Regions from separate parts of the Mus musculus genome. Here region 1 is linked to region 2. A link is a loop called in an ENCODE intact Hi-C map of the cell type or tissue named here. Cell type or tissue: heart. All regions are shown on one strand. Each heading gives the region's core, and the rest is flanking DNA. Links, peaks and the distances in the headings are about the cores only.

The links. Hi-C counts contacts between places; a loop is a spot of excess contacts. Peaks named below come from ENCODE experiments on the same cell type or tissue, not always from the same donor. Only the 100,000 strongest peaks of a DNase experiment are listed, where the experiment ranks them.
Region 1: it touches region 2 in a loop (7-fold over the local background); 3 of 42 quality-filtered maps call a loop at or near these places.

What each region holds. Positions count from the first base shown.
Region 1 is chr5:117,281,849-117,292,104 of GRCm38, reverse strand. Pebp1 (phosphatidylethanolamine binding protein 1) reads left to right here and starts at 4,541. Exons shown (of 4, transcript NM_018858.2): 1 at 4,541-4,696; 2 at 5,861-5,970; 3 at 6,284-6,384; 4 at 8,640-9,454. The coding sequence starts at 4,562. The coding sequence ends at 8,857. In heart, for the core only: CTCF peaks have their summits at 1,822 (motif pointing right) and 4,372; DNase peaks (open chromatin) are centred at 4,464 and 5,114; H3K4me3 peaks cover 2,386 bases; H3K27ac peaks cover 2,016 bases.
Region 2 is chr5:117,354,619-117,364,874 of GRCm38, reverse strand. It overlaps Wsb2 (WD repeat and SOCS box-containing 2), which reads right to left and starts at 7,570. Exons shown (of 9, transcript NM_021539.5): 1 at 7,402-7,570; 2 at 1,116-1,284. The coding sequence starts at 7,414. Gm42012 (a long non-coding RNA gene) reads left to right here and starts at 8,015. Exons shown (of 2, transcript XR_878716.2): 1 at 8,015-8,248; 2 at 9,102-9,385. Vsig10 (V-set and immunoglobulin domain containing 10) reads right to left here. Exons shown (of 10, transcript NM_001033311.3): 10 at 9,869-10,256. In heart, for the core only: a CTCF peak has its summit at 5,962 (motif pointing left); DNase peaks (open chromatin) are centred at 4,074, 4,504, 7,584 and 8,074; H3K4me3 peaks cover 3,357 bases; H3K27ac peaks cover 3,955 bases.

The DNA.
Region 1 (10,256 bases), core at 1,749-6,748, 71 kb after region 2:
AAATAAGCCAAACACTGACTGACTCTCTACCTCTACTCTCCATCCACTCCCACCCTACCCTCCATCCTGGCTTCATCATTTTTACCTTAAATGGCTCCCAGGGGCCAATGTGCTAGATAGAGGCTGGGATCGCAGCCCATATGCCATTAGTAGCATATCTCCTGAAGGGAATTGTGTAACCCTGGTCCTCTCTGTCTCTCTCTCTCTCTGTCTCTCTCTGTCTCTCTGTCTCTGTCTCTCTCTCTCTTCATCTGCCCTGATATTCACTGTCTGCCACATCGGGTTGTGTCACTGCAGACCCCCAAAGCAGTGGGAACACCTGATCACAGACAGAGCACAGCTAACCCTTTCTTCCTGATAATTTGATTGTCACGGGTATTTGTTATAGTAGCACATAACTGACTGACAACATACTGAATAGTATTGGGAACAACCAGCCAGCACTGAGAGTCTGTGCTTGTTGCAAGAGGCTCCCTAGACCCCACCCCTGTCACCTCCATATCTTTACCCGGAGGTTTAGGGCATGTCTCTGGTTTTGGAGAAACAGGAGGATTCCCACAAACTGGTTCCAGGAGCTCTGACTCCCTCTTGTGGCCTCTGTAGGCTCCTGCATACACACACATGCACATAAACAGGGATACCCAGCTCTTCAGCTCAAGCAAGGCAATGTCACTTCCTTGATGCTCTCTCTGTCCCAGATGCTGGAGACAGCTCAGAGCCACTCTCTCCCCATAGCGGGCCACATGGAGACTTCTTTGCTGGGGTTACAGCTTCAGCAGCCTCCCGAGCTGGTGAACGAGCAAGGAAAGGAGAAACCTCTATATTCAACAATTAACTCCAGACCATACAATTCACAAGTCATTCACATCAGGCAATTGATTTAAAATAAATGTTTTAGGGACCAGAAAGATGGCTGGTCAATTAAGGCACCCACTGCTCTCTCAGAGGATGAGAGTTCACTTGCTAGCATCCACTTTGGAAGGTGCACAACTGACTGTAACTCCAGCTCCAGGGAATCTCATGCCCTATTCTGGCTTCCTCAGATATTACAAAGGCTTGTTGTGTGCATGTGTGCGCACACACACGCATATGAACATGCACCCACACTTTGAAAATAATTGAATCCGGGCAGTGGTGGCATACGCCTTTAATCCCAGTACTTGGGAGGCAGAGGCAGGCGGATTTCTGAGTTCCAGGTCAGCCTGGTCTACAGAGTGAGTTCCAGGACAGCCGGGGCTACACAGAGAAACCCTATTTTGAAAAAAACAAAACAAAACAAAACAAAATAATTGAAAAATTTATAAAAATGGTGTTATTTTTACATTAAAAAAAAAAACAGTGTATATAGCCCAGGCTAGAATTAGAATCAATCTTCTCCTATTGGAGCTTACTAAGAACTAGTGTTGCAGATATAGTCTTCCACAACTGGCTCAAAGAACAATGTTCTTGGGCTGGTGAGATGGCTCAGTGGGTAAGAGCACTGACTGCTCTTATGAAGGTCCTGTGTTCAAATCCCACATGGTGGCTCACAATCATCTGTAATGAGATCTGACGCCCTCTTCTGGTGTGTCTGAAGACAGCTACAGTGTACTTATATATAATAATAAATAAATCTTTGAGTCTGAGCGAGCAGGGCCAAATGGAGTGAGCAGGGTTGAATGCAGCAAGCAAAGGTTCTAAATTCAATTCCCAACAACCAGATGAAGGCTCACAACCATCTGTACAGCTACAGTGTGTACTCAAATACATAAATAAATCTTTAAAAAAAGAACATTGTTCTTTGTGTGTGTGTGTGTGTGTGTGTGCAGTACCCACACAAGCCAGTAGAGGGCATCAGATTCTTTGGAGCTGGACATAGGCAGCTGTTAGCTGTCTGTCGTGCATGCTGGAAATCAAACCTAGGTCCTCTGGAAAAGCACTAAGTGTTCTTAACCTCTTAATCATCTGTTGTCCAGCTTCTTTTTCCTCTTCCTTTCTTTCTTTTAAAGATTTTATTTGTTTATTTTATATTTCAGACACACCAGAAGAGGGCATCAGATCCCATTACAGATGGCTGTGAGTCACCATGTGGTTGCTGGGCTATGAACTCAGGACCTCTGGAAGAGCAGTCAGTGCTCTTAACCACTGAGCCATCTCTCCAGCCCTGGCTGTCCATTTTCAATGCACATTTTTATTTTTGTTTTTATCTTTTTGGGTTTTTTTTTTTTTCTTTTGAAAGATAGCATCTCACTGTGTAACTCTGGCTAGCCTGGAACTTGGCCAGGCTGGCCTTGAAAAGCCACAGAGAGAAAATGGCTTGCTTCTGCCTCCCAAAGGTTGGGATTAAAGGCTCATGTCACCATGCCCAGCTCATATGCAATTTTGAGAAGTTTGTTTTTTTTTTTTTTTTTTTAAAGATTTATTATTTATTATATGTAAGTACACTGTAGCTGTCTTCAGACACTCCAGAAGAGGGAGTCAGATCTTGTTGCGGATGGTTGTGAGCCACCATGTGGTTGCTGGGATTTGAACTCCGGACCTTTGGAAGAGCAGTCGGGTGCTCTTACCTGCTGAGCCATCTCACCAGCCCTGTTTTTGTTTTTTAAGATTTATTTATTTATTATATGTGAGTACACTGTAGCTGTCTTCAGACACTCCAGAAGATGGCGCCAGATCTTGTTACAGATGGTTGTGAGACACCATGTGGTTGCCGGGAATTGAACTCAGGACCTTCGGAAGAGCAGTCTGTGCTCTTAAACGCTGAGCCATCTCTCCAGCCCCGAGTTTTGTTTTTTTTTTAAAATTTATTTATTATTATACATAAGTACGCTGTAGTTGTCTTCAGATGCACCAGAAGAGGTCGTCAGATCTCATCATGGGCGGTTGAACTCAGGACCTTTAGAAGAGCAATCAGTGCTCTTACCTGCTGAGCCATCTCAGCAGCCCCCAGTATTTTTGTTTTAGTCAGATTCTCAACCCTGTAACAAATACCTGGGAAAACAAAGTTATAGAGGTTCGAAGTTTGAAACACTTAGGCCCATGTTCTTGGTGGCTAGGGGAGGGGAATCCCAAAATTAGGGACCTGGGGAGGAATCCCACCCTTTAGAATACTCAACAGGTGGGGAACTTCGGCTATTGATTGACAGGGGTACTTTCTGGATGGAGTCCATTTGATCCATGAGATGTAGATCTGAGTGGGTTTCCTGGAGCTTACAAGAGTCCTGAGGTCCATCCCTGGCACCACGTGGTACAACAGAAGGAGACGTGGACTCTCACATTTTTTCTCTGACCTCTATACTTGGACCTGTTGCAGGCATGTCCAGTATCTTCCCCCAACCCCCCACATATAATTAATAAATAAGTGAAAAAAATCAGTGAGAGCTGGGTGTGGTGGCACAGGTCTTTAACCCCTGCACTCAGGATGCAGAGGCAGACAGAGCTCTGAGTTGGAGACCAGCCTGGTCAACAGAGCGAATTCCAGGACAGCCAAGCCTACAGAGAAACCCTGTCTCAACAATAACAATAACAACAACACCCCAAACCAGCAAACAAACAAATCCGGGATCATATCGTCCCTGAAGGGTAGAGTATTCTATTAGCTACCACACTGTAAAAACCTAGTTTCATACATTTCTGACTACTTCCAGTCTTGGGAGGCTGCTGGTATCTAACTGCAAAGTTGGCGATGGCCGGTCCAGCTTTGCTTACCCTCAGTCTGGTCCTGTCAATCACACTTTCAATATCTCTTTCAGGACCCCTAGGATGATCTGGGAACCCCCCAGGAGATACCCACATTCTGAAGCTAACGACTGGCAACCTGAATTCCACTTTGTCTTGTAAAGTCACACTGTCTGTAAAAGGTCTTGTTCCAGCCCTTCAGGATCTCAGCAGTTGCTACTTGAAGGCACCGTGAAGATGGGGCTTGTAGTCTATCAACATTCACTCTTAGGAGGCAGAGTTGTCATTGAAGCCTCAACCAAGATCCAGCCATTCCTCTCAACCATGTGCGTGCAATTCTGCCCAAATTTACAGGCACAACATTTGGAAGGTTAAATGATGAGAGTTTCCGGTGTGGGCATTTAGGCGGCGATGGAAGGCCATCATCTGTGCAGAACTTGCAGAACTGCTGCTATGGAGTCACCTGCACTCCGCGGTTAAGCCCAACCAACACACTGATTGATTCCCGGGAGGTTGAATTTCGTTGGCATTTAAAGAACTTTTAAAACAACAACAAAAGATAACGCAGGGAAGAAACCTGGCTCGTTTGAAGAAGTGCTAGGGAGAAAGCATGGCCTTATCTCCGGGAACTGCGAAATGGGGCAGAGAGTCCTTCAAATGCAAAGGAGAAGCCGCAACATTAATCTGCACCACAGCCATGCACGCACTGGCCTGCAGGCACAACCCGCGAAGTTTCGCAGTGACCCTGGCGCTCGGACCGCCCAGCTCCGGCTCAGCCAATCAGAGAGCGAAGGGGCGTGACCCGACCTGCGGTTGGTCCCGGGGCGGCAGTCAACTGCGCAAGCGCTTTACGTTAACAGCGCTCGGGACTCGGCGTGCGCGTGCCTTCCAACTCTCCATCGCCATGGCCGCCGACATCAGCCAGTGGGCCGGGCCCTTGTGCTTGCAGGAGGTGGACGAGCCGCCCCAGCACGCCCTGCGGGTCGACTACGCCGGGGTGACGGTGGACGAGCTGGGCAAAGTGCTAACGCCCACCCAGGTACGGTGTGGGCCCGCCGCCGGGGAGACCGGGGGACAGCGGGGCGGAGCAGGCCTCGAGCTCAGCCTTTGTATACCGGACGGGAGCGTCACCCGACAGCCGAAAGCCTCTTCTGTAACCTTCTAATGTCCCGAGCTTGCAATCACCTCCTCAGGGAGCAGCCCGCACTTTATTAATGATTCCGGGGCCAGCGCTTTCTCATTAACCTGTGTTGCTCCTGGGGGTGGCGGTGGGGGTGGGATGCTGACGCTCAAGAGCGGTTCCAAGCTCAGAGAAACTGGGTCTAACCGTTCTCTTTATATATTTAGAGCGCAGGGTTTGAGATGGTGACTTGGAAGGTTTCCATTCGGAGCCCTGGCCGGTCTCCCTTGTCCCAAACTTTGTACGTGTCCTTGGCCGCTCTCGTTTTCCGAGGGCGGATTACTCCTCAGCTGGCCCCAAGCGGACCGTTGGCCACCATATTTAAAGGCGTTAGGTAGCTCGGGACCCTCAGTGAGGTTGTGGAGGAGGACCCGTTGCCACCGTCGGACTTCCTTGTCTCACCACTTTCTGTTAATAACGTGGGCAAGTGTTTGTCGAGGCTGGCTTGGTGTGTGTGTTACATGTAGGGTCTCACTCAGTTGTGGCCCTGGCGGGCCTTGAACTCACAGAGATCTGCCTGCTTCTGCCTCTCCAGTGCTGGGATTAAAGGCGTGCACCACATCTGGTTTTGTTTTGTTTAATTAAAATTTTTTTTTAGACTCCTGGCTCTTTAAGATTGGTTTTGTGTTTTTAATTATGTGCGAGTGTGTGGCTGTGTGTGTGAGAGAGCAGGGAGCTGTGGAGGTCAGAAGAGGCATCAGGTCCCCTGGAGCTGGAGTTGCACCCCCCCACCCCCCCCCCACAGGAGTGCCAGGAAATGTCTACCCTTTGCAAGAGTTCTTGGAACCCAGCATTCTCTCCAGCTCCAAGCTTCAGGCTTTTAGTAGCGGCCATACTTAGGAATTACCACTAATCTGCATGGGTGAAACTGCTATAAACTATTTTTTTTTTTGTCTCGGTAGTAAAAGAAAGGAATAAAAATAATAACCCTCATGTTTTACCTTTTGGGAATATAAGGTGGCAGAGTGTTGAGTTTTGAGAGCATTTCTAGATTTTTACCCCCACACTGGTTCCTTCCTACAGGTTATGAACAGGCCCAGCAGCATTTCATGGGACGGCCTTGATCCTGGGAAACTCTACACCCTGGTCCTCACAGACCCCGATGCTCCCAGCAGGAAGGATCCCAAATTCAGGCCAGTTGGGGAAAAGATGGGGAGAGGCTATCTATCATCCGGACACGGAAGTCCCTGCTGGACAGGGATGCGTGGACCTCCTGGGGTTACAGTCATTTTGTAGTGGTGGGGAGAAAGTCCTGGGCCTCGTGCAGCACAGGCTGAGACCCCCTGAGCCACAACCTCAGCCCCCCTCCCCCCGGAACAGGGTCTCTTGGTGTGAGGCCCTCATGCTTGCTTGTGGCTTCCCAGTGTATCATCTGCCTGTTATTGCCCAGCTTGAGAATGTCCTAGGTGTCTGGTGCTCACAGCCCCTCGTGTTCTGTCTCCGCAGGGAGTGGCACCACTTCCTGGTGGTCAACATGAAGGGTAATGACATTAGCAGTGGCACTGTCCTCTCAGATTATGTGGGCTCCGGGCCTCCCAGTGGCACAGGTAAGTAAAGGCTGTGTGTGTGTGTGTGGGGGGGGGGGATGGGGGGGAGAATGAGGCAGGGCGGGGGTGGCTACCACTGGGTTCTTTCCAAGCCTTACTGTAAGGACGGCAGAATCCTGCTTGTTTTTCCCCTCAGGCAAGTCTTTTCTGGGACAGTCAGCCTGTAGGATGTGGGTGCCAGAACTTTGGTTCTGATTGGGTAGGCCCTCTGTAGAACCACTTCTGGGACTCGGAGAGAGCTAGGTCTGTAAATGATTTGTGGTGGATTTGAAATATCAAAGCCAGGGCCTCATACTAGACAAGGTCTCTGTCGCCAGGCTGGCAAGTGTCCTGGGCACAGAGGGCAGGAAGGGCTGCAGGAGGCTTGCAGTGGGCTGCTGGGGGCTCTGTGGGCTCTCTGAGCCTCCTCTAATCTCTATGTAATCTCTGCTATGGGTGATCATGGAAGTTTCTGATCCTGTGAACAAGAAGCAAACACTTTTCATACTAGTGCCAAAGATTGCCTTTCATATCTCTTTATAACTCTCCCTTTCTCCCCAAAATGTGTCTGGGTACTTTGAAAAGACTTGGAAGACTGTAGTGAGACACATTGAACACACACACACATTCACACTCACACTCACTCACAGTCACATTCACACATACTCTGTCTTTCTGTGTTTTGTATTGACATGGAACATGAGAGTCCAGCCCCACAGTGCTCCCAAAGTCTCATAAGCACCCCAAAGCTGGTGGGAGACACAGTTACTGCCGGTTGCTTGTTATACACGTTTTCCTTTCACTGGAACAAGGCCACCGTGGTGGTGGGTGACGCTTGGCAGGATGCCAACTTCCGTGCATTGCCCTGCAGAGAACTGACTGGGATAACTAGTGTCCACTAAGGACAAAAGGGCCATTGCTCACGGCTCACCTTGTGTCTGTCGGCCCAGAGGCTTCCAGATGCTTTCCAGGCCTCTCAGTGTTCATCAGAGAATAGAAAGATAAGTTTCCTGGGGACTCTTTAAGGTTCTCCAGGGCACCTACAAAAGCAGGTGATTTAATTACAGGCAGGAGGCACTGGGGAGTAGAGCAGTTCTCTGGAGTCGGAGCTGTGCTCTGTTTTGAAGAATAAAACCCTAGCAGCTCTCAGGTGTTTGGAAGATTTAGCTTGCTTGATAAACTGGTGGCTCAGAAGGTTTCAGGCAGAGGATTTGAGGTACACACATCTGGACACCCCAGGAAGATGGAGGCTCTTCTTGCCACCCTGAATATCTTAGAGGTGGCCTGGTCCCTGTTGCCCTCTTGGAGCTCAGCATTTTCTGATATGGGTCTCCATGGGTCGCTTTGGATCCCATGTGCCTATGGGCAGGATGGGCGGGGTGTGGTATCTGGTGAGCGTTCACAGTGTGACTTATCTTGATGCTGGCTTGGGTTACGAGTTCGTTCCCTTTCATCAATTAGTATTCCCTGTGACTGTGGACTGCACGGTCCAGCCTTCCTCTCGCTGGGTCCTTGGGCTGTAGCCAGGATGTGGGTGTTATGAATAGAGGCACTGTGTGCTTTCTGTATTCCTAGGCAGGGGTTTCCATTGTACTTCTTTGTGCTTGCATAGATGCCCTAGGTCTAGGAATTGCTCTGGAGTCCGCTGAAATGGCTGTGTTGTACTCTGATAGCCCGGGTAAGGTTGCTGTGAGTCTGTGCAGCCTGGCAGCTTAGCGACACGGGTGTGGGACTGCACTTCTTTGTGGAGCACTCTGATGGATGGTGGCCGTTTCTCTCTCATTATGTTTTCATACTTGTAAATAGCTTTTTTTGTTTGTTTGTTTTTGGTTTTTATTTTGGTTTTTCAAGACAGAGTTTCTCTGTATAGCCCTGACTGTCCTGGAACTCTGTAGACCAGGCAGGCCTCGAACTCAGAAATCCACCTGCCTCTGCCTCCCAAGTGCTGGGATTAAAGGCATGCGCCACTATGCCTGGCACGTATTTAACTTCTTAAAAAGCCATTAAGAACCATACGATTTTGACATATTTCACATAGCCTAGGCTGTCCTTGAACTTTCAGGGTAGTTGAGAGTGATCCTGAACTCTTGATCCAAGAAGTGGGGTTACAGGTGTGCACCACTACACTGATTTATGCTGTGCTGTGAGGGAAAACCAGGCTGAAGATTTGTGAATGTTAGGCAAGAGCGGTCCCAAGCGGAGCGCACCCCTATTCCCACCCCCACCTGCACCCCCACCCTGACTGACTGGCTGGCTGGTACTTGCCTCCCCTGCAGGTCTCCACCGCTATGTCTGGCTGGTGTACGAGCAGGAACAGCCGCTGAGCTGCGACGAGCCCATTCTCAGCAACAAGTCTGGAGACAATCGCGGCAAGTTCAAGGTGGAGACCTTCCGCAAGAAGTATAACCTGGGAGCCCCGGTGGCGGGCACGTGCTACCAAGCCGAGTGGGATGACTATGTGCCCAAGCTGTACGAGCAGCTGTCAGGGAAGTAGGGGTGCTGCACAGGGGCCCCCACAGCCTTGTTAAGTTGTGTAAAGCATGCTCTTCCCCCCGCCCCCTTGCTACCCTCTCATTGGGAGTTCTTAGCTGTGCTAGGATAGAGGTTTAGGGTGTCTTCCCTCTTGCTGCCAGCCGTCACGATTCTGGATAGTCCCATCCCAGGTTCTGTTTGATTGAGTTTAGGTTCCGTCTGGGGAGGGGTCTAATGTTCTGATGGAGTCATTCTGTTGTTGATATAAAAAAAGCAACTCTGAAAAAGGAAGCACTCCGCCAGGATCAGGTCTAGAGGAGAGCTGGAGCTGGTGGTGTCTGTGAGTGGTTGAACAAGGAAACTGTCCAGAACCGGGCACAGTGGGGTCTTTAAGGGCCCTGTCCCCCAACTGAGACAACTCAAGACTCCCATCTTAGCTGAGCCCTGACTGTCCAGATCAGGTGGCTGCGTAGGTATCAAGTGTCTAAAGAACAGTGCTGCTGTGGAGAGAGACCCTCTTAAGCCCCTTGCTTCTCAGTGGGGTAGGCAAAAGTCACCTGAGCTGCCGAGTGTGTTGATCCTCCTTGTCAAGTACAAATAAAAAGGCATTGCATTCAGACCTGCGGGTATTTCCTTCCTGTGTCTGGCTTTGGGCAGGGTGAAAGCCCTCTGAGGTAAGCTGGCTGTGATCTGCTGGCCACAGGGAGGTGCTGTCGTTTCTTCCTCCAGAGGTCTGTAGTGCAGGAGAGCAGTGCTCACAAAGGAGTCAGGTGGGGTGGTGCAGGCCTTTGGGCCAGCACTTGGGAGGCAGAGGCAGGTGGATTTGTGAGTTTTTGGCCAGCCTGGTCTACATAGGGCGATCCTGTCTCAAAACAACAACAGCCGGGCGTGGTGGCGCACGCCTTTAATCTCAGCACTTGGGAGGCAGTGGCAGGTGGATTTCTAAGTTCGAGGCCAGCCTGGTCTACAAAGTGAGTTCCAGGACAGCCAGGACTATTCAGAGAAACCCTGTCTTGAAAAACCAAAAACCAAAAAAACCCCAAACAAACAACAACAACAAAAGCCAGGCTCCCAGGCTTTAGGAAGGCCTGGAAATGGTGGATTGGGCCTGTGATCCCAGCATTTGAGGGGCTGAAGTGGAAATATTGCATGAAAATATGTCATGCCCAGGACCCAGGTGGAGGAAGGAAAAAACCAACTTCAGCAAGTTGAAATCTTGTTTTTTTGTTTTTGTTTTTTTATAAAGTTTTTTTTGAGTCCTGGAACTCACTCTGGAGACCAAGCTGGCCTCGATCTCAGAAATTTGCCTGCCTCTGCCTCCGGAGTGTTGGGACTAAAGGTGTGCGCCGCCACGCCCGGCAGCGAGTTGAAATCTTACTTCAGTAGTCACACAGTGATATGTGGATAAGCACAATAAATGC
Region 2 (10,256 bases), core at 3,481-8,480:
AACCAAGGGGAAAAAAAACAAACAGAAAGGAAACAAAGACCCAGTTAGAAAATGGCCAGAGATCGGAGGAGGAGGAAGAATTCCCTGAAGGAAGGACTCAGAGATCCATTAGCACAGGAAAAGGCTCCGAAGGTAGCAGGAAGGAAATGCAAATCAGACTCCACCTCACACCAGGAGAGCCAGGCAGGAACACAGTGACCACCAGTGTCCAGTGTCTCAAGGAAGCCTCCAATTTCAAATCTGAAGAACTAGGTCACAGAGAACTGTACCACCACTGTGACAAACAGCCTCCACTCCCTCAGTCCAACACTGGACGCACACGCCTCCGCAGATGTGTCCAAAAACATTCAGAGCAGAGAAAATAAAATAAAAAAACCTGTCAATTGAGTCTGGCATCTCACACCAGTACAATGTCACTGCGCAGGAAACAGAAGTGAACGGTGGTGAGCGCACGCACACGTGTACACACGTGCACACACACACACACACACACACACACACACACACACACACACACACACACACACACACACACAGAGCCAGGCACTATTTGTAGCTGTGTTGAGAGAGTCCCATGCAGAAACATCCAAGTAAAAAGCCCTTGACAGGTGAGCCCACAGTGAGGGCACAAAACACAGTAGTTGCCAGGTCAAAGCCATGGAGGACAATGGAGACAGGTGTCTCTCTGAGGAAGTGACAGTGCTCGAGAACGGATTCTGGTAGCAGGTGCACAGCTCTGTAGATTTTCTTTGAGGTGGAGTTACACCTAGTGCAGGCTCTCCTCCACCTGGTGGTCCTCTTGCCTCCAGCTCCCTAGTACTGATTACAGGATCACCGAGCACAGCTAGTGCTATATATTTCACGTGGACAACCTGTATGGGGTATCACTTCTAGCTCAATAAAGCTGTTCAAAGATTCAGGCCAACACACTCTCTACAGACCCGGTTCCCTGTGTCCAGACTGTGGGGTGCTCGGTCCTCACGAGCAAGCCCTCAGCTGTTCAGACTTTGCCCACCTAATCTTGGAAAAGACTCCCAAAGAGTAGGGAGCAGCCTGGGAAAGTGCCCAGCTCCCTGCCACGGGCCTCCTACGTTCCCCATGGTAGAAAGACTTACAACTGTTCCTCTAAGGGCCAGGGGACCAGCTTGACCACGCAGTGTCCTTGAGACCAGGCGAACCAGGAACCGTCTGGCGAGAAGGCCACGCTCCAGGTCTCACAGCTTGACTTCCAGTCGAACTGGTGGGGGCGCCCAGGCTTGAGTTCAGCCAGCAGCAGCGGCTCCTCTGGGGAAGGAGAGATCATACTTCAGAACACAGGTGACCGCCAGACTGGGGAAGCTGCTGTCTGCCCAAGACCGAGGGAGAGAGGAGGGCAGTAACGGTAGCCACAGGCTACATTCCAGGGTGGTTACTCAGCGGCAACCCTCCCATTGTGTGACTCAGAGCTACCTTGCTGTGGTGAGGACTTGGTGAATGAAGTCTCCTTTTCCTGTGAACGCCAAAGCAGGAAGAAAGTGAGAAGCAACTGTGTCCCCAATGAATGCTCTTAAGGTACCTGGTGCCTTCAGTTTGAGGGTTCCTTCTCACGCCCAGATCCCTCATCACTTCCTTCTAGAACACTCTTACTGGCTCTACTTCCTTCTTCACACAGTCCCCTTAGCCCTGGCTTAACCTGATCTAAGTGACTACTAAGCCATTCTTGTATCCCCAGGGACCCTGCCAAAGCTGAAAACACAGCCAATATATCCCAAGGCTCCCAGCTGCCTGAGCCCGGTCTGCAGCCACACCCCAGCACTAAGCCCTCCAGCAAGCCACCTCCTAGGTCATTGCCCTGCAAAGCCCAAGCCCCTTTTTTCAATCACGTCCAGTTCGTTTTCTAAGAATTGCACTTATGTCTACTGACAGGCAGCACCCCAACTTCCTACTATCAAAAGGAAAGAAGCCCAAACCTATTGTAGGCTGACACTTCAGCATTTTCCGCACCACCAAGATGACTACACCTCCCTCTCTTGAAAGCTCCATCTATCTCCTAGGAGTAGGCAGTGTTTGTTCAACCCAACCACAGGTCCTCTAAACGCCATGGCCAACTTCTAAGTCAGAGCCTGAAGAACGAGGGGTCTCAACCGTTTGTGCACAACCCACTCCAGTAGTTCTGGGATTTAACGCTCTCTGGGATAATAATGTGGTTTTTAAAAGTTATGTTATGTGTATGAGGTTTTGCCAGCATGTACATTGGTACCGTATGCATAGTGTCCATAAAGTCAAGAAAAGGGAGTTAGATCCTCTGGAACTTAAGCCACCACACGGGTCCTGGCAATTGAACCCAAGTCCTCTAAGAGAGCAACCAATGCTCTTAACTGAGTTACCTCTCCAAGACTCCTCAGAAAATGATTTAAACAAGCTATATTTCCTATATTTCCCAGCCTGCTTTTATGTAAGTTCTTACATTTGGGCCTCAAAGAAATCGGCATATACCTCAGGACGAGAAACTTTTCCTCATTAGAGGCACAGCAAGCATCCTTTCTAGGTGCACGAAATGTGTGGTTTCCCACCCCCAGAACAAGGCACTGAGATGCATGTCTTATGTATCAAAGCAGACCTGGCCTCCAGGTTGTCCTAAGTTCCCTCAGCCCCCACCTGGCATACCCTGCCCCCAACCTTGAACTTGATAGCCCAGGAGCCTGACTGCCCTTCCCCTAGATCATTACTGCCCTTCTCTATATAATCCAGACATTTTGGGGTGTCTCTGTCTCTCTCTTCTCCCTCACCCTCAATCCTTGGGGCCAGTGAACTCGCCCACTGGAGGGCAGCTTCCCAATAAACCTTCCTTTAATATAATCTAATCTGGCTTGAACTGGCTCATTTCACTGGCTGGAAAATAAATAACCTGTCACATAATCCATGCAATCCAAGGTTAGCATGATCCTGGTGAAACAGAAGGTAATGACTCACACATGAAGCACATGTTTTCTACCATGTATATAATAGGAAATTGGATGTGTCTCTTTAAGGATTTGCATGACTGTGTATGGGTGGCAGAAGCAAATGCCACAGGGCATGTGTAGGAAGAGGACTGGGAACAGTTGCCAGGAGCCGCTTCTCTCCGTCTACCACGAGCTTGAAGGACTAAACCAATTTTTGTGGCAAGTGCTTTGAAAACCCACTGAGTGATCTCACCGAACCAACAGATACACCATATTTCATAAGACATGTTGCTAGAAATTAAGATTTCAATTAGTATCTGAGTACATCACATCTTGGCTTTATAAAGAAAAAAATGGAGATATAGGTTTTAATCCATTAAGCCTAAACTGCTGTATGTATATGTGTGTGTGTGTGTGTGTGTGTATGTGTGTGTGTGTATTTATAGACTCACATGGCTCCTGCCAGAGATGTGCAAACACATGTCTGCATGAGCATTACTTTGTGGATATGAACATGTTCTGGCCTCGTGTCAACATGATAAGGCTGGGAAAACTGTGTCCCTCTGGCACACTTGCACCTGACTCACTTCCTCCCACACACACATTGCCCTCTCCTCTGATAACAATGGCATGGCACGGATGACGCTCTACACAAAATAAAAGGCTCAGCCCTTGTTTCTTTCTCTGCCCAGACCAAATTCACAGTCAAGTCCCATCAAGTCTGTCTCCGAAAGCCTCCGCTAACCTTCCTTTCCAGCCCCGTGGCTACTTCTTGAATCTCTCCAGCAGCACCTGTTGCCGGGCCTACCAGGCAATCTTCTCACTGCTCTCTGGGGCCTGCTCTGACTCCTCTCATCTGTTCTTACTTCTTAGCTTGCAGTCTCTCTTACCCAGTTCCTACCCTCAGCTCCAGCACGATCAGGCCCCTTTGACTAAGCTCAGTTAGTTCCAACCTCTGGACTTTGCACCAGCTCTCCAAGGCTGCACCTTATCTTCATTGTGTCTGCCTCAAAGGACTCCTCCCTCCAGGCAGTAATCAAGGGCCTTCACAACTCCTCATTAATTCCTTTCTAGAACTCCTGACTACTGAGGTCATTACCACTCCCCCACCCCCACCCCCCCCTCCGGCCTCACCCCCGGCCCCGCCCCAGGCACTAGGAGGTCTGCTCACAGCAGCAAATCTTGTCTGTTTGTTCCCAAAGCAAGCGGTCAGGCTACCAAGAGATACTCGTGACAGACATGCAATACCTCTTAAATACACAGGAAGTGGAGCCCATTGGACTACCAAGATGCATGTGGCATCCACTGTTCATTTGGAATTCTCAAACCCTAGCCCTGCCCAGAATTCACACTCTATTTCTGGGGTCTGGGGGGTTTCATCTTTTGCTATTTCAGGTCAGGAATCTAGATTCTAAAAGAAGACACCAGTCTCCTGGAGTCTGGGCCCAAACTAAACTTGGCAACTGGAAAACAAAACTGTAATTCGTACAGCACTTCCAAACAAACCAAGCAGAACTGGGAGGATCCAGCTTCATCTGAGACAGTACCTGCATGGCCCGCCGCGGCTGGGTCAGGACTTTGGTAAATTAATACGCCCCGCATACTTTCTGGACACCACGTGACGTACGGATAAGTGGGAAAGCCAACATACAGGGAGAGGAGGGCTCAATTAAGCTAATGAGCGTACGCACCCCTTCACATTCTCCGCATTTTTCTCGGGGAGGACTCTCTTAAAAACCTGTCAGCAGTTTCCAAGTACCTAACTGTTATTAACTGTAGTCACTGTCCTAGCTAAAGGAGATTCTGTAACCTTTGACCGACATTTCCCTAACCCTTCCAGGTTTCCCAACTAAACAAGGGATGTGTACAACAGGCAGAACGGGAGGAGGATTATCAAAGCCTCTTCCACACAAGGAAAGCCCCTTTAACAGAGGTGGAGGCAGGAGCATGGCTGGCAGCAAGCTTGGTAATCCTTCCTCCTGCCGAGGGATCTTTGCATTGCTAGGCTGAGCTGTCAGCTTGGAGAGATTTGTTTGGATGGTTGGTTGGTTTTGGTGGCTGGAGAGACTGCCCAGCCGTGGGTGCTGGGAACCAAACTCTCATATTTTTTGGCTGTGAGCCTAGCTTTTAATGGCTGAACTCTGGTCTCTCCAGGCCAGCTTGGAGAGTTTTGACTGGCTGCTCCATCATAATAATCAGCGCTCTGTGTCCATGTCACCTTCTTGGTGACATTGCTAACTCAGCAGGGTGACTAAGTCGCTGTCCTTTAGCTTTAGTCATTTAGCTTTCTTTACACTAGGGAATTCTGGGTTGAGTTTGTGGTTAGCATGCATCTGGGGTCTATTTCCTCCTCAAACCACCTTGCCTGTCTGTCACTAGTCACCAGCCATAAGCAGTTACTGAACCCCTGAACTGTGGAAGTCTATTAAGACTATAATACGGGGCTGGAGAGATGGCTCAGTGGTTAAGAGCACTGACTGCTCTTCCGGAGGTCCTGAGTTCAATTCCCAGCACCCACCCACATGGTGGCTCACAACCATCTGTAATGGGATTGGATGTCCTCTTCTGGTGTGTCTGAAGACAGCTAGAGTGTACTCACATGCATGAAATAAACAAATCAATCTTTAAGAATATAATACATGGAACTGGAGAGATGGCTCAGCAGTTAAAAGCACTCGTTACTCTAGCAGAGGAACCTGCGCTGGATTTCCAGTACCCAAATGGTAGCTCACAATTGTCTGTAACTCCTGTTTCGAGGGATCTGATGCCTTCTTCTGGCCTCTGCAGGCACCAGGTGCATGCATTGTGCAGACATCCATGCAGGCAAAACACACACATAAAATATAAAAAAGTAAATCTAAGAATAGTTTTTAAAAATTATAAAGCACACACCACACTGTAAAGCCTTAGCGGTAACGATGGCTCAGCTGTTACAGCTGCATAGGAGCCGCTTTGCTGTTCCATCCCCAGAACCACCTGGAGGCTCACAACTCTTTGTAACTTGGTACAAAGGCTCCGACGCCCTCTTCTGGCCCCCTCAGGCACTGCACGCAGCACGTGGTGCAGACAAACTGGCAGTTAAAACGCCCACACAGAAAAATTCTTCCGTCTCCAAAACATTCCTATAATTTTTGTTTCATGGCATAAATTAAACTTGAAATATTTTAGATACGTTATCCTTTTTAATTTCAACTGTTGCCTTTTTTTAATGTGTCTACGTTTAAATTACATATTGCTATTATATTACTCTGGGCCAGCAAGGACCCAGAGGGTGCCCGGCACATACCAGATAATAAATATTTGTTGAATGAATAAATTAATTGTAACCACCGTTCTACTGTTTTCTACTGTAATCCTTTTACAATAGACATTATTCAGTTTGAAAAGAGAGTAAAACTCTGGCCTAGTGTCTGGCCTTTTTAACAGTAGCTTGGTAGCTCCCAACAGCTCTGCCCACCGCCTACCACACAGACGTCAATCACTAGGGAAAAACTCTGCACTGGAAAAGATTCCGGTTTAAAAAAAAAGTGTGTGTGTGGGGGGGGGGAGGTGGTCTGGTCACAGATTGCTTTGAGATACAACTTTGAGGCATCAATGGAAACGAAAACGGAAGCTATAAAAAGAGTCACAGAAGAAAACAGTAGGGGCCATTTAAACAGAATTCTATAGGGAAGATACTGAAAGGTTTTAATCTAGATGGAAACCCGGGAGAGGAGCTGCCGCGACACCTTTCCCTGAAAGCCTGGCTCCTGCAAACAAAGAAATGTCATTTCCTAAATGCAAAGGGGACACCACCCCAGGGAACACCTGCCTTTCCAACAACCCCATCCGGCCCTGCCAGCCCTCTGGTGCATCCGAGTCCTCCAGACCTGGGTGAAGCTTCAACTTCACCGGAACAAGTCTGAGCCCTAGGCCTTGACTCTTAAAATCCCCCTACGGAATCTGTCTTTCAGCTCCGGTATTTGGGGACCCTGGAGTGTGGCGACAGCCCCCTCCCCCAGGTCCCCAACCCACGCTACTATTCCGTGATCAGGACGCTGGGACAAGAGCCCTCCAGGGAGAAGCCCCGAGGGGCTGCAGGTCTAGCCATCCCTAGCATCTCTGCGCTTTTCCAGGCGGCCAGCAAGTTCATCCCGTGCTCTCACTTTGAGCTTTCGTGGTGACAGCTGTGGACCTCACCCACTAGGGTGTCGGGACCTACGTGTCACCCCGGGGCAGTGTCCGGGGCCCCACCCCGTTCCCAGGCACCCACCCAGCGGCCGCAGCTACTACCGAGCCGCGATGGGCGCTGAGGCCAGAAGCCCGGCCATGGCGCAGGCGACCCGGGGACTCTGGAGCCATCCCAGTCCAGTGGGCTCGCTCAGGGACGGCGGCCGGTCCCCGCGGTGGCAGGAGGCCGGCTGCCGCAGCTGACAGCGAAAGTGAAACAAAGCTGCCCTCCCCGCCTCGGTCGCCGCCCCGCCGCGGCCGCACTCACCTCCGGCCTCCATGAGGACGCGCGGCCCGCCCCAGGCGGCGGGCGCCTCAGCCCCCAGGGCCGTGGGCCTTCATTCCGCGCCCGCCCCGCCGCGGCCGCGCCCGCCGCCGCCACCACCGCCGCCAATGCCGCCGCCGCTGCCGCCCGCAGAGGCCATCAGCTGCTTCCCGTCACATGGCGGCCGGCGGGGGCGGGGCCGGGGCCGGGGCGGAGAGCTCGCAGGGGAAACGCTGGGGATGCGGGGGCGGAGGCGGAGTGGGCGGCGGGCGCGGGACGCGGAGCTTCGAGGGGGACGCCGAGCTGTGGGGACGGAGGCGGGAGGCGGGGGGCGGGGAGCGGGGGGGGGGAGGGAACGCCGGACTAAAGGGACGCGGAGCCCGGAGGAAGCGGGGCTAAGGGGACCCGAGGTGGGGGGGAACACTGGGCAGAGCAGACAGAGAAGGGGGCAGGGGAGCCCCGGGCAGGATGGGGTTGGGGGTCTCCGAGAGCATCCAAAGTGGAAACCTAAAATTGGAGCGAGTAGAGATGGGGGTGGGGCGGGCAAGGGCTGGGGGTGTCGTGGAGAAACCTAAGGGACTGCTCGCTCGCTCGAGGCTCAGGGAAGCTGCCCGGGTCATGATGCTGGCTGGGGGGCAGGGAACTGGGGATCCCAGCGGGAGCTGAAATGCTGGCCTTGACAACGGCCCCAGCGGGAGGGATGCTGGGAAAGCCAAGGGGGAGGAACTAAGGGGAGAGGAGGTCAAGGTTAACCCCCACACACCCCGAGATTTCCCTCTTCGTGTCCTCAGATGCTAGTGCCTCGGGTCCTGGTCCTGTTTGTGTCGGGTGGATTTAACTTGGAGCCAGGGTAGGAGAAAAGGGGTTTTAAGTAGTTCCTGTAGTTGTTCCTTGGCTTTGGACTTTCTCATGGGCTCTGTAATCCCCTGGTAGTGTCCTGTCACCACCCCACCCACCACCCACACTCAAGGTCGCTCCAGTCCCTTTTCCTGTTTCCAGCCTGGACTTTTTTTTCTCCAAGTTCAATGTCCCCATTTCCTTCCCTTTTGAGTCATAGATCTCTTTGTAATGTGGAGCCAGGGAAGGAAAAGTGATGGGTTTAAGTCTGCTCTCCCATGTTTTTTGAGCTGGAACGGTAGGAACCTTGCTTCTACATTCTTGCTTTGTATGCGTCTCTCTTCCACTTAGCGTTTAGTCCAGGCACACTATTCATGACCCAGTTCTCAGGTCTCCTAGAAGATACCCGCGGTTTATCAGTTGTCTGTTTTGAGGACACACACACACACACACACACACACACGTTTTCTACCTCCCTGTCCCCTTTCTCGTTCTTCATTCTTACTTAACAGCCTCCCTTAACACACTCGATATCTAAAGGCATTTTTTTTTAATGGCTTGTTCCTCACCCTTACTCAGCCCCGGGGTTCCCGTTTTATTTCTGATGTCCTTCCTGATCGCCTTAGATCCCAATTCTATTCTCCAGACTTAACTTTCCACTATTTCCCAGTTCTTTTTAACGTGTCATGTTTCCCCCATCTCTACCATTTTCTCATCAGTGTTCTTTGTGAATATATTGTGGAGGCCAACGGTATTGTCCCTAGTATGTCACCACTAGGGGTGTGTGTGTACATGTGTGTGTGTGTGTGTATACATGTGTGCATACTTGTGTGGGAGGGGTGGTTTTGCCTGCACATACTTTCCAGGTCTCCAAAGAAAACAGAAGAGGACATGGGATTCCCTGGAACTGATGGACAAATGATGTGAGCGGTCCTGTGGGCAATGGAAATTGAGCTCAGTCCTCTGCAGAGCTGCCAGCGCTATCACCGAGCCATCCATCCCTCCAGCTCCTCCTTCCTGTGCTTCATTTCCCAAATGCCATTTCCTGCTGTCTTTAGGGTCTCATTTTTAATGGTTTGGTTTGTTTCTATTTTAAGGCACTGGAGACTGAACCCATGCATAGTTAAATAAACACTCTATTGGTGAGCTACGTCCTTTACTGTACTTAGGCATTCAGCGTGCACAAGTCAAGTGGTAACGGGGACAAAAGAAAACCACCTTTACAGCTCTTTTCTTCCAAATGGCTCTTTAAATGCCCGTTTACGTATCTTCTGTTTGTGTGTGTGTGTGTGTGTGTGCGCGCGCGAGCGCAGCTAGTTGAGAGATCCCGTGGCATGTATGTGGACACCAGGGCACAACTTGTGGGAATATGTTCTCACCTACCATGTGGGTTCCAGAGATTGAATTTAGGCTTGGAAATAAATACCTTTACAGGTTGAGTCACCTGGCTGGCTAGCTAGCTAGTTAGCGCTGATGTTTCTTTAGACAAGGTCTCTTTCTGTAGCCTGGGCTGCACTCAGTCAATCCCACACAGTCCTGCCTCAGCTTCCCAAGTGCAGGGATTACAGGCATGAGTCTGAACCCCCACTCTTTACACCCACTGGGGAGGCATAAATCAAGACCATAGAAATGTATGTTTTTTAAAAAGTAACTTTATTCCAAAGTCTTAAAAATGTATAACCTTAGAACTAATTTCTCCCAATTTTTTTCCTACGAAATGGTAAGGTCAACCACGTTGACCCATCTGCAGTTTTTCTTTGCAGTAGCTGGTAGCCAGTTCTGTGGTGAGAAGTTTGATTGCTGTACCCAGTGAGGAGGATACCTTCTATATCTTTTGAGTTTGAGGCCAGCCTGGTCTACAGAGTGAGTTCCAGGTCAGCCAGGGCTACACAGAGAAACCCTGTCTCGGAAAAACAAAAAAACAACAACCATGAAGTGGTTTTCTTCCCAGTTCTAACAAGTGGAGTTCATCAGTTAACTAATACATGCAGATAAGAATTATTTTTTTAAAGACCAATGCA